2 separate regions of the Homo sapiens genome follow, and region 1 is linked to region 2. A link is a contact called in ENCODE Hi-C or POLR2A ChIA-PET data. All regions are on one chromosome and are shown on one strand. Each heading gives the region's core, a stretch centred on a gene start or an enhancer-like site at or near the end of the contact. The rest is flanking DNA. Distances are from core to core; before and after follow the strand shown.

The links. Hi-C counts contacts between places; a loop is a spot of excess contacts on that map. ChIA-PET counts read pairs that join two places held with the same protein, here RNA polymerase II (POLR2A). Pooled maps may share reads with other maps.
Region 1: a loop to region 2 is called in a pooled map, with 2.3 times the contacts of the local background. The contact joins the enhancer-like site here to the promoter of OST4 in region 2. A Hi-C loop is called at or near these places in 1 of 37 single-sample maps with no recorded cell type and 5 of 50 pooled maps. POLR2A ChIA-PET finds 5 or more read pairs at or near these places in 11 of 52 experiments (AG04449, AG04450, BJ and 7 more).

What each region holds. Positions count from the first base shown.
Region 1 is chr2:27,161,869-27,168,220 of GRCh38, forward strand. No RefSeq gene overlaps it. Among named protein-coding and RNA genes, the nearest start is that of TCF23, 16 kb to the left of the region's middle. RefSeq lists an enhancer at 3,524-3,833. Within about 2 kb of position 3,308, at least 3 of the 41 ENCODE cell types and tissues checked have a DNase peak (open chromatin) inside an H3K27ac peak, as active enhancers do; they include OCI-LY7, where a contact is called at or near this core.
Region 2 is chr2:27,066,164-27,072,961 of GRCh38, forward strand. OST4 (oligosaccharyltransferase complex subunit 4, non-catalytic) reads right to left here and starts at 5,491. Exons shown (of 3, transcript NM_001134693.2): 1 at 5,438-5,491; 2 at 5,163-5,300; 3 at 4,309-4,558. The coding sequence starts at 5,299. The coding sequence ends at 5,186. It overlaps AGBL5 (AGBL carboxypeptidase 5), which reads left to right. Exons shown (of 15, transcript NM_021831.6): 12 at 1,331-1,483; 13 at 2,469-2,581; 14 at 3,410-3,543; 15 at 3,929-4,455. The coding sequence ends at 4,100. RefSeq lists enhancers at 4,970-5,209, 6,640-6,699 and a silencer at 5,260-5,959.

The DNA of each region.
Region 1 (6,352 bases), core at 2,058-4,557, 94 kb after region 2:
GCATTATCTCAGCCTACTGCAGCCTTGACCTCCCAGGCTCAAGTGATACTCCCACTTCCTCAGCCTCCTGAGTAGCTGGGACTACAGGTGTGTGCCACCACTCCTGCCTATTTTTTTTTTCAATTTTTTGTAGAAACGGGGTCTAACTATGTTGCCTAGGCTGGTCTCAAACTCTAAGACTCAAGTGATCCTCCCTCCTCAGCTCCCAAAGTGCTGAGATTACAGGCGTGAGCCACCACTCCTGGCCTACAAATGACATTTTTTTTTTGAAATATTGAGGAAAAAATTGAGGCAAAATTAATACAAGTAGAGAGTTTATTTGGGCCAAGTTTGAGGACTGCAACCTGGGACATTGGATTCAAATTGCCCTGAATATACACTCCCGGGTTGCCTTCCTCAAACTTGGGCCCACAAAACTCTCTACTTACGTAATTTTGCCTCCATTTTTTTCCTTTGGATCAACATATCTGACATAGCAGGATTTGGAGTGACTCAGCCCTGACCACCCGGTGTTTCTCTCTGGAAGTAGTGCTCAGCATCTGCACAAATCCACTGTGTCCTCTGTCTTCAGAAGTCCTATCCGGCGTTGCAGGTGAGTTCTGAATCTGGACCTCCCTTTCTTTGGTTAAGGTCCAGATTTTAATTTGGGCCGTTTCTCTTTTGACTCTCTCAGAATGAAGGTCTCTGTCTCTGACTTTCCTATTGAAGTCAGGGGATCAGGATTTTGTTTTCTGCCAACACAGAGAACGGCGGTTTGCTTTCGTTTTCAGCTGAGGTCTTGTTGCATTGTGACCTTTCATTCTGGAAATCAGACTTGTTTCACCTATGACCAACCTCTCTTGAAGTTATTTTTCCTAATTAATGAGAGTGAATGGATTCTTCACTCTAAAGATGAAAGGCTCTTGCTCCCTCTGACCTGTTAGAGTGCTCTAAATAATTAGAGACGTGGTGGAGGTGTTGGACCCTTGTCCATGATATCCAGTGGCCTTACAGGGTTTCCTCTCTCAGAGGAACATCTGCAATCTCTTGCTCTGCCAGCAAATGCACGCGAAGCCTGGTCACCTAGCACTAGTGAACCCTCTGTGACCCTCCAGGGACTCCGAGTTTCTGAGACACATAAAAGAGTGGACCCAACTCATTGGTGACATATTGAGGAGCTACACTCACAAGCAGCACATTTGGAACCGCAACATTCCCCAGAGCTTAGTCCTGAGTGATTCAGGTGTCTAAATTATGGGCGTTAAAGCAAACTAAATATGGCCTGAGAAGGACTCCATACTTCTATATTTGAGTCCTTGTGGACGAACTGTAACCTAGTAATAGGAAGACAGGGTGGTTCACGGTGGCTCATACCTGTAATCCCAGCACTTTGGGAGGCCAAGGCGGGTGGATCATTTGAGGTCAGGAATTTGAGACCAGCGTGGCCAACACGGTGAGACCCCATATCTACTAAAAGTACAAAAATTAGCCAGGTGTGGTGGTGCACACCTGTAATCCCAGCTACTTGGGAGGCTGAGGCAGGAGAATCGCTTGAGCCTGGGAGGCGGAAGTTGTGGTGAGCCAAGATCATGTCACTGCACTCCAGTCTGGGTGACAGAGTAAGACCCTGTCTCAAAAAAAAAAAAAAAAATGCAGACAAGATTGAAAATCTAATTTAGGAGTATGCACCTGTAACAATAGCTGAGTCTTGGCCAATCCCAGCAGCCATACTTCAACCACTCATAGATTGCTAAGTGTTCAAACTGTGTTCAAATAAGGTAAACACCAACCTGCAACCAATGCAGCTGTTTCTGTACCTCACTGCCGATTTCTGTATGCCACTTCCCTTTTTTTGTCTATAAATTTGTTCTGGCCATGAGGCATCCCTGGAGTCTCTCTGAATCTGCTGTGATTCTGGGGTCTGCCTGATTCACAAATCGTTCCTTGCTCAATTAATCTCCTTTAAATTTAATTCGGCTGAAGTTTTTTTTTTAACACGGGTAAAAAATCATCCAACTCCAAAGACTCTCTAAGGAGGCAGCCTTTCTTGGAGACACCAACTGGGTTTATGTACAACACATAATGGAGTGTCCTTTTGTAAATATCTAGGAAAACGGACCCGCATAACCCAGAATAGTCATAAGCAACAGTGGTCAAAATGGGGGTCCTTTGAAATGCCTAAAATAATTCATTTGCATGCACTATTGGAAAAAACTGGTTTTAAAACCATGCAAATTGAATGAGAGACCTACTTTCTCTTTATCCTGGATGAAATCTAATAATAATAGATTTGAAAAAAAAGTTTCAAGAGCTCTGTGGTCAGAAGTCAGCCTAACTAGAAGTTTGTGAACGAAAAATAAAATCCTAAGTCCCCCAACTGACTGAACAGACCCCCTATTGGCCAAGGGGACCCCAGAGAAACCTGAAAAACTGAATTCCCAGCCACAAAGGTGTTGAGGAATAGAGTCAAACCCTGTGAAATATTTGAAGAGATTTATTCTGAGCCAAATATGAGTGACCAATGGCCTGTGACACAGCCCTCAGAAGATCCTCAGAATATGGTGGTTGGGCCACAGCTTGGCTTTATACATTTTAGGGAGACATAAGACATCACTTGGCTGGGCACGGTGGCTCACACCTGTAATCCCAGCACTTTGGGAGGCCGACATGGGTGGATCATGAGGTCAGGAGATCGAGACCATCCTGGCTGACATGGTGAAACCCCGTCTCTACTAAAAAATACAAAAATTAACCAGGCATGATGGCGGGCACCTGTAGTCCCAGCTACTCGGGAGGCTGAGGCAGGAGAATGGCGTGAACCCAGGAGGTGGAGGTTGCAGTGAGCCGAGATAGCACCACTGCACTCCAGCCTGGGCGACAGAGCGAGACTCTGCCTCAAAAAAAAAAAAAAAAAAAAAAGACATCACTCAATACATGTAAGATGTACATTGGTTCAGTCCAGAAAGGCAGGGCAACTAGAAGCTGGTGGAGGGCTTCTAGGTCTTAGGTAGATTTAAAGATTTTTTGATTGGCAATTGGTTGAAAGAGTTAAGTTACTGTCTAAAGACTTAGAAATGTCCAGGTTAAGATAAGGGGTTGTAGAGACCAAGGTTTTATGATACAGGTGAAGCCTCCAGGTCTCAGGCTTCAGAGAGAATAGATTGTAAATGTTCTTATCAGACTTAAAGAGTCTGTTCTATCAGTAAATCCAAAAGGGAGGAGGGTATCATGAGGCATGTCTGAACCCCCTTCCCATCATGGCCTGAACTAGTGTTTCAGGTTAACTTTGGAATGCCCTTTAGGGACAGGAGGAGTCCATTCAGATGACTGGGGGTTTAGACTTTTATTTTTGGTTTACAGTGGGAAGTGAGGTCCGACATGTCTTGTTATACCCCTCCTCCCTTTTGGTGTTTAGGCACAACTGACAAGCATTGTGGTTAAAACAGGGATTATAAGACTGGCAAAAGAGAGTATCTGTGGCAATAAGATACCAAATTTTGAACAACAATCTGTTAGGCACAAACAGTTTCTCTTCAAAAGTTTCAGTTCCTGGTTCTTTGTTCTATTCTGAAAGTAATGTTACCTGTCCATCTATCAGCCCTCCCTATCTCTGTTGCACCCAAACACGTCCAAGCATGTCCCATCACCTATGTGCCCGTCCTTCCCATCAAGTGCCCACCCTTGCCTCCTTCGATGATGTCAATACTAGCCAATCGGGATTAGCTTAGATCGTGCGGTCTGACTCCAGCCAACCGGGGGAGGACCCAGGAACAGGGTCTGCATTAGGGATAAAAATGCCTGCTCTCCTTTGTTCAGTGTGCTCCCTTGCCTCTGCCTTGCATGCAGGTAGCACCCTTCTATAGAAGTAAAATTTTGCCTTGCAGAGAAGTTATCTGAGTGCTCATTTCCTTTGCAAGCTTTATTTCCTGAGCTTTATTTCCAACAAATCTAATAACCAGGCAGAATTGGGGGAAAAATAGAATTTTCAGAAATTAAAAATATGATATTTTAATTAAAGACTCAATGAATGATTAGAAACTGCTAGAGGCCATGAAAGGCAAGGGTTAAATCATACCCAACAAACCATAAAATCTCATTAACTGGGTTTTTAAAATTAACGCAGTATACTGTGGCTTACTTTCCAACCTGACTGTGGCTTAGCACCACATGGCAGATTACAGGCCCTGAAGGAAATAAAAATATTTTACTCCAAAATGTATTTGTTTGGCATACTTTGAAATGGTCCTGCAAAGCTGTCTTTCGTGGGGGAAGTTTGTATCTGTAGAGAATCTCCACCACTGCAACCAGGTCTTCCTTTCTAGGCCTTTCCAAGATCTAGGAGAGATTAACTGAGAGGCTGACACTTTAAAAAATCTGAAAAGAGACATTTACCATCTATTCTTTCTGAGGGCTGGTCCCTGTGAGGCTTCATCTCCATAATAAGGGCCTTGGCACCCGTGACTCCCTTTTTTATTTGTCATTTTTGTTGTTGTTGTTTTTAGACAGAGTCTCACTGTGTTGCCCAAGCTAGAGTGCAGCGGCATGATCTTGGCTCACTGCAAACTCCACCTTTCAGGTTCAAGGGATTGTTGTGCCTCAGCCTCCCAAGTAGCTGGGATTACAGGCGTGCACCACCAGGCCCGGCTAATTTTTGTATTTTTAGTAGAGAGGGGGTTTCACCGTGTTGGCGAAGCTGGTCTTGAACTCCTGACCTCAAATGATCCACCCATGTCAACCTCCAAAAGTGCTGGGATTACAGGTGTGAGCCACCATGCTGCCCTGACCCTCTTACCTTAACACAAGCATTCTTTTCTACTGAATTCAAGTCTTTAAGCAATAGCTTAACTCTCTCAACCATCAACTAAAGAATTTCTAAAACCCACCCATGACTTGCAAGCTCCCACTTCAAGATGTCCCAACTTTTCAGGCCAAACCAATGTATACCTTTTATGTATTGATTTATATCTTTGCCTGTAACTCCTGTCCCTCTAAAATGTGTAAAACCAAAGTGTAACCTGACTCCTCAGGCACACTTTCTCAGGACCTCTTGAGACTATTCCCCTGGCCATGGTCACTCATATGGGCTCAGAATAAACTTCTTTAATATATTTCACAGAGTTTGGTTTTTCTGTTTACAAGCCAATACCCAGGCTATATGTGAGGCTGGGGGCTCTTTGCTTTTTCTCTTTTGGATTCTGTTTCTGGGAATTTTTTTTAGTTGATTGACACCTCTTACAAAAAAAAAAGTTTGATCCCTCTGCTTTCTGGTTGGCATGATTTTGCTGATGAAAATGTAAAACTTAATTGGCTTTTTAGAAAGCTTAAAACCTCCCCAAATTGGCTCCTCTAAGATTTGTTCTTCCATTTCCTGCCACTTCTGGTCCTCTATAACCCACACTCTATAGCTCAACACTGTACAGCCAATCATTAATCAATGTTATTTCTGTAAACCAATGAGAATTCCTGACAAACAACTTTGTATCAGCCCACTCCTTGTCCTCTTTTTTGCCTTTAAAAACCTGCTTGTAACAAAGGCCCAAGCCTCCACCCATTTCTGACACTATGGTAGACTAGATGTTCAGAGAAACTCTCCTGGTACAGAAACTCAAAATGATGGCTAAAATCGTAAAAACATATTCTTAAAAGTATTGCTTGCCTGGCAGAAAAGTAAGGGAAAAGAATAAGAGAAAGAATAAGGAAGCATGTAGCAAAAAATGGTAAGCCAGCACTCAAGTCAGTGCTGCCTTTGCAATATCTGCAAATTCCTGGTGCCCAAGGCCTGGGTCTTACGGGCCACACCTGGGGACAGGAGACAACACCTAGGGCCCATTCGAAATGGGAAGTTGGATCAGAGACTCTGTCACAAAGTTGGGATCCTCAAAAGGCAACACCCTCAGTAAGGATGTTTTGTTGTGGGGGAGGCCAAAATTTTAAAGTGGTCACGATTTAGTAGTGTTTCCTGGCACAAGCAGGTGCAAACCTTCTCTGGAGGAACACGTTTTAAATTCATGCAGTGGCCAGGCACGGCCACTCACACCTGTAATTCCAGCACTTTGGGAGGCTGAAACAGACCGATGGCTTGAGCCCAGGAGTCTAAGACCAGCCTGGGCAACATGGTGAAACCCCACCTCTACAAGAAATACAAAAATTAGCTGGGTGTGGTGGCACATGCCTGTAGTCCCAGCTACCCAGGGGGCTGAGGTGGGATGACTGCTTGAGCCCCGGGGGTTGAGACTGCAGTGACCCATGATCAGGCCACTGCACTCCAGTCTGGGTGATAGAGCGAGACCTTGACTCAATAAAAATAAGTAATAAATAAATCCATGCTTTGAAGGATTCCCATGGATACAATTCCAACAACCTTGAGCTTACA
Region 2 (6,798 bases), core at 4,241-6,740:
GTCAAGTTTGTAGTGAGCCATGTTCATGCCACTGCACTACAGCCTAGGTGACAGAGTGAGACCCTGTCTCCAAAAAAAAAAAAAAAAAAAACCTCAGGTGAATGCAGAGATAGAATTGTAGGATTTGATTACACAAATGCAAATCTAAGAGAGGAATAGTAGAAAGATGAAACAAGGTTTCTAGCAGTTGGGTTTTGCATGAAGACAGGGAGAATGAAAGAAAGGGAGAGAATGAGTTTTGTTTTGTCAAGGGGACTTTCTTGGGAAAAAAATCTCCAGTGGACAATTAGAGCTGGATTTCAGGAGAAAAGGGCTACAGAGTGATTTGGGAGTTTAAGAGTAAGTAGAGCAGGAGAGGCCCAAGGACAGAATGGTGGGGAAGACTTGACATTTAAGGGGCAGGAAGAACAGCTGGAAGAGAAGCAATCAGTGGTAAGAGGGGAACCAAGGAAAGCTGTGTTAGCCAAGCTCAGTAACTTCTTTGCCAAAAGAATAAACTGGCCAGGTGCGGTGGCTCACACCTGTAATCCCAACACTTTGGGAGGCGGAGGTGGGTGGATCTCTTGAGCCTAGGAGTTCAAGACCAGCCTGGGCAACATGGCAAAACCCCGTCTCTACTAAAAATACAAAATTTAGGCTGGGCGCGGTGGCTCACACCTATCTGTAATCCCAGCACTGTGGGAAGCCAAGGCGGGTGGATCAGAAGGTCAGGGGTTTGAGACCACCCTGACCAACATGGTGAAACCCTGTCTCTACTAAAAATACAAAAATTAGCCAGGCATGGTGGCATGCGCCTGTAATCCCAGCTACTCGGGAGCCTGAGGCAGGAGAATCGCTTGAACCCGGGAGGCGGAGGTTGCAGTGAACCAAGATCGCACCACCACACTCCAGCCTGGGCAACAAAGCGAGACTCTGTCTCAAAAACAAAACAAAAAAAAAATTAGCTGAGCATGGTGGCGGGCACCTATAGTGCCAGCTGCTCAGGAGGCTAGGTGGGAGGATCACCTGAGCCTAGGAGGCTGAGGCTCGGTGAGCCATGATCGTGCCATTGTGCACTTCTTCAGCCTGGATGACAGAGTGGAAACCTTTAAAAAAAAAAAAAAAAAAAAAAACTAGCAGGATGAAGGCTGGTGGAGAATGGATAACTGTAATAAATAGTAGGTCTTTCTACCCATCTTATATTAATAGTTACTTCAGGAGAGGGATGTGGGTCTGATGACAAGCTTGAAAACTGGCATCTTTTGACCACGGAAGCCAGCAGGTCAGTGAAGGCTGCCTCATAGTGCCCCACTTATTTGCCCTTTTATCTGCTTGTATCTCTTCCACTCAGAGCCCCGAAGCCAGGACAGGAGACGGCAGCAGCAGCCCCTGAACCATCGTCCTGCAGGCAGCCTCGCTCCATCCCCAGCTCCTACTAGTTCTGGCCCAGCCTCCTCACACAAGCTGGGCTCCTGTCTACTGCCTGATTCATTCAACATACCAGGTCTGTACCCACTGCCACTGAAATCTGGGTTTGCCAGCCTCCTCCATGGCCAGGCCAGGTTCTTTAAGCCTAGTTGGGAGACCAGGGGCATCACTTATCCTCTTGGTATCCTAAACCTCTAACACTGGTGCCTTTGTATAGGAAGCTGGAATTTATTAATGTGTCTGTGTAATAAAACAATAGTTAACATTTACTGAACATTTACTATGTGCCAGGCACTGCTCTACACACTTAATCTCATTTTATCAGTTGAGGAACCTGAAGACTTTTGTCTACCTGCAAAATGCTACTTATGCAAATTCCCTGACTCCAGGAGCTGGGCAACACTAGACAAAACAGGAGAATGAAAAAAGCATGACGGTACTTTCTCCTGTCAACACTGCTAAATGCTGTGTGTAGCCGTATCATTCACACAAAGCCATCTCTTCTCCTTTAAATTATAGACCCAGCTATATAAAGAAAGGGATGGGAATGATTTTAAGACTCTAGTCCAACATGTTCTACCTCATTCAAAGACCCCTACTCCCAACCTGTCAACTCTCCTCAATGGGTAGCACTGAACCCACCAGTCCTGGGTAGAGCTGACTTGATCCTCAAATGCTAAACATATGATTGCGGCAGTATAAACTGACACAGGAGTTAAGCTTGGGTGCGTTCCGATTCTAGCCTGGAGTTGCTGCTCCACCCCTTGGACCACCAGACTAGAGCCTCAACCAGGGGTGATTTTGCTGCCAGGTGACATCAGGCAACATCTGGAGACATTTTTGGTTGTTACACTGAGGAGGGGGGAGATGAGGAAACAGCATAAATTGTTTAGAGGCTAGGGATGCTGCGAAACATCCTACAATGCACAAGACTACTCCCCACGATAAAGAATTATCCAACCCAAATTGTCAACGTGCCAAGGTTAAGAAACCCTGATCCTTTGGAAGTTACCTCCTCTTCTCTGTGACCCCTACCCTGATCAGTTTCCTCTGTTCCCTAGGGAGCAGTTGCTCACTCTTGTCCTCTGGAGACAAACCAGAGGCTGTCATGGTAATCGGGAAAGGTCTGCTAGGGACTGGAGCTCGGATGCCCTGCATCAAGACTCGATTGCAGGTAATATTTTTGGGTCTCCAGCATAGCTACTCTGGCAGAACCCAGCAAGGCACTGTTCCTCTGGGTAGTGGGAGGGAAAATGCTCAGCACTGCTTTACTGCATCTACCCTTGGCCACATCAGAGAGCTTCTCTGGTGCCTGAGTGCCTGTCTGTCCAGTCCCCTTCCTGCCCTCCACCATCCCCATCAGCCAGGTCATTTGCTTGCTTTCAACCTGTGTCCCTGCCAGATATACCCCAACCTTAGCCTGCTAGCTTTGGCTTTCCCTGCCCCTGCCCTTAGCTTCTCCTCTCTTTCTGCCCAGACCTGTCCGAGGAGAGTTTCCGCCAGGAGGGGTCCCGGATTCCCCAGGTAACACATTTGGTTGCTGCTGCTAGGAACAGCCCTGCCACCAACTCCGATTCAGTCCAGATCCCCATGCTAGGTAAAGCTGAGTATAGGCAGAGGCTGACTGGATGGGTGAAGTGTACACTGCTCTGGCAGGGGCTAAAGCATAGAGGGCTCTGAGAGAGGTCTACCAACCCTCCACTATCTTTCTACACAGTGTTTCTCTACTCACCCAGACCTTAGTCATGGTGTAGCCATGGCGGTTAAATGCTGGATCCGTTTGCCACCCCTAGTTATAGACTTGGAGTGCATAGTCATGGACTGAATCCAGGACTTCTCTGGCTATTATCTTGCCTCACCCTCTCAGCTAGAATTCAATGTCCCAGTACCTCTACTGATCCCTATACTACAACACTCTTATGCATGGAAACTCTAGAAGCAAACTAAAAGCAAAAAACTCATGGAAGAATCCAGCCTCTTAGCGCAAACCCTGTCCACACAGGCTAGGCCCAGGTTGGGCCGGGGCTCACCGCCGACTCGCAGAGGGATGAAAGGCTCTTCAGGCCCCACATCCCCTACCCCCCGGACCAGGGAGAGCAGTGAGCTGGAGCTGGGATCCTGCTCTGCTACACCAGGGTGAGCACTTGGGTCCAGTCCCTCACACCACCCCTCACTTCTGTCCCCTCATTCCCATTTCTGTCATTCAGAATAATTTTCTGCTTCCCTACTCCTTTTGAGCACAAAGACTAAATGTACTTCCATTAAGAATCTAGTCCCTGATTTTTTTTTCCCCCACCATGGCCAAGTCTTCAATCCAAAGCAAAAGAAAACAACTTTTAGTCAGGGCCTAAGGTCTAGGAGCTGGCTGGTTCCAGCGTCAAACCACTGTGCAGTAACCAACTTGCCCATCCTTACCCATCTTCATCTCGCTCCACTTCTTTCACTTCCCAGCCCCTGGTTAGCAGAACAGAAGAGGAGGAGAGTTTTCACAGCCCTGATTCCTCTCTCTTTTCTGTTGCAGGCTGCCTCAGGCCAGGCCCCCACGGCCCCGCTCTGCCCCTGCCTTTTCTCCTATATCCTGTAGTCTATCTGACTCCCCATCCTGGAATTGTTACAGCAGGGGTCCCTTGGGCCAACCTGAGGTTTGTTTTGTCCCTAAATCTCCCCCACTGACTGTTTCTCCCCGGGTCTGATAATGCCTTTATGTTCAAGCCCAGGATATAGCCCCAAGATGGGGTAACAGTGGGAAATATGCTAGTTCCCCTCCAGGCCGCTGATTCCATGTGACAGCCGTTAAGTCCTTGGAATGCCAGCCACGCTGTCCAAGGCATTACAGAGTATCACCTTGAGACAGAACAAAACAGGGACCTGCCACCCCTTCCCTCCCTCCGCAGCACAAGATTTTGGGACCACAAAAAAAAGTCTATATTTTTATATTGGGGGGAGGGAGTAGAAAAGCAAGCCCCTATACTGGGCCCTATTCAGTGGCAGCTTCTTGTTCCATAGGATTAAGGAAGACTCTGAGGAAATAAAAGTTGTTTGGAAAAATCCAGGTGTAGTTGCTTTGTATGTTGTGATGGGTAGAAGGGATGAAGTGAAGTGTGAAGGCCCCTCATACCCTCCATCTTGCCTCAGACTATGTCCTGGAACCCTAGAAAAGAGGGGGAAAGACCTGAGGTAAGGAAAATGCTGCAGCTTTCCTCTGGGGAATCCTTCAGGAAGTAACGCCCATCCATGTTCCCTTTATACTTGTGACCCACACTTAAGGCTGGCTCCAAAGCCCCCCCTTCCTTCTCTATAGTTTGGGTCAGCAGCCAACCCCTGGCCTCAGAACATGGAAACAGAATTCTACATCTGTCACCCCCCTCACCAAAAAAAATCTGCCCAAATAAGGCCTAAACAACCTGGGGAAAATGAGGGCTATTTAAGAGCCCAAATCCTCATACTTGGATGGTTCCCTCGGTACCTTCGTTCCTACCGGTGTCAGTGCCTCCTTACAACTATACTCCCAACTTGGGCATCTACCTACTGGAGACTGTGAGGGTTAGGCAACCCACTCCCATTCTAGCAGGGAACAGGTTACGGGGAGAGGACAGCGCGCTCTCTCTCTACTCTGTGCAGACAAAGGGGCCCAGTTCTGGACTGTATCATGCTTGGCCCGACACTTTCTGATTGTAAGTTTCGAACCCTGCTAGCCCTGGCGCGGCCTCGCCACTCAGCTCTGGGGACTGGGCGCTACAGCCCCGGGCCGTTACCTGGGGCGGAGAAAGCGCCACTTTCATTCCTGCTTCTTGGGATTGTTGACGGCCACGTAGTGATAGAGAACGACAAGCAAGAAGAGCGACACGCCCAGCATGTTGGCGAAGATGGCGAGCTGCACGTCCGTGATCATCCTGCGGAGAAGAGAGGGGCTGAGCTGCGGGCTGGCGCACTCCTCGCCCTCGCAAGAACCCGTCCTCGCCCCACGGGCCAGCCACGGCCACGGCCACGGCGGGGCTGGCCCGTGGGACGGCCCCTGCGTGCCTCTGACCTGACCAGTCCGGCTCGGCTCCGACGCCACCAGCGAACAAGCCCGAAGTCAGAGACCTGGACCGGAACTTCGTAGCGCCAGCTCAGGCCCGAACAAGCCGCTTCCGGCGGGGGGCGCGGTCGGGACGGCCTCTCTAGCCCCGCCGTCTCGTCGGCTCCGCGCGGCGCGTTACGGCCGCGGCTGGGGCGGGGCCTCGGGCGCGGCTGCGGTGGGAGGTCCAGCCGTAGGGGGTGGGGCGGGGCTGCGGACGCGCGCCTGGGCCCGGCACCGCACAGCTGGCTGCAGCTGGCGTGGCTCGGGACGCGGCTAGCGAAGCCGTGGTGGCCGCCTCCCCGGAGCCGAGGAGTGGGCTGGGGCGAGGGTGCAGCGGCGGGGCCGGCGGGATACTCCAACCCCCTTCCGGCCCCGGCCCTCAGTACTGCTGCCCACCCTTCGCTTCCCGGCCCGGCCCAACCAGGTGCTTCCTTTGGGTCCTGCCCTCAGTGCCCTCTCCCTGGCCCGGACGGCGGGGACAGGGGTAGGAGGCGTTGTAGAATGGGGACAGGGCTGGTGCTGCCGGGTGCTCCTTTCTCCGGCGCCATCCTTTGTGACCCACATGCAACCAAGTAGAACCATCCTGCCTTTTGTGATCTGACCAGGTTCTGTCTTAGCCGGGCTCCCTCCCTCCACCCTACCCCCCGGAGGTGGGCGTCGGAAATAGGGCGGACCCTCCCGGAATCAAAACCCAAACCGTGGGACTTCGGCCAAGTGGGAAATCACCCCCCGGATGTGGGGGAGGGAGAAGGGGAGGAATGGAGAAGAGGAGGAAGGGCTGGGACAAGCAAGAGGGGTCCTGGGTTCAGGACAGATTAGGTCGCCGAAGAGAACGAAGAGCGGTGGCTGCGGGTAGCCGAGGGTCTCTGGCGAGGGGAGAGGCACCCTGGAACTCTCCAAGCCTCTGCCCAAGCCAGAGCTTTCTCCCCCCTCACTCCATGCTTTCTCTCAGCTTCACCATAAAAGGGAACGGCACTGAGCCAGGCCGGGGCCGGGGGCTGGGCTGTTGCTCTGGAGCTGTCAGGGGTAATGGAAGCCAGTTGCTTTGCGGTAGAGGGGGGCCAGGGCTCAGGGGAGGCCTCTGCTTCTCGGAGCCAAAGAAAACTCTACAGGAGATGCTATGGGCTTGGGACAGGGGACCAGTTTCCCGCCTGTGTGCACTGAGCTGGGGATGCACTATCCCAAAGTAGCCTTCCCGGGCCTGGGACCATCAACAGCTTGTCACCCAAGGGCTTCAGCCCCGTGGCTTCTAAACATAATCCCTGCCTTTAGTAGTCTGTAGTTCCCGTGGCCTCCCCGCACCTCACCACCAGCCCCCACTCAATATT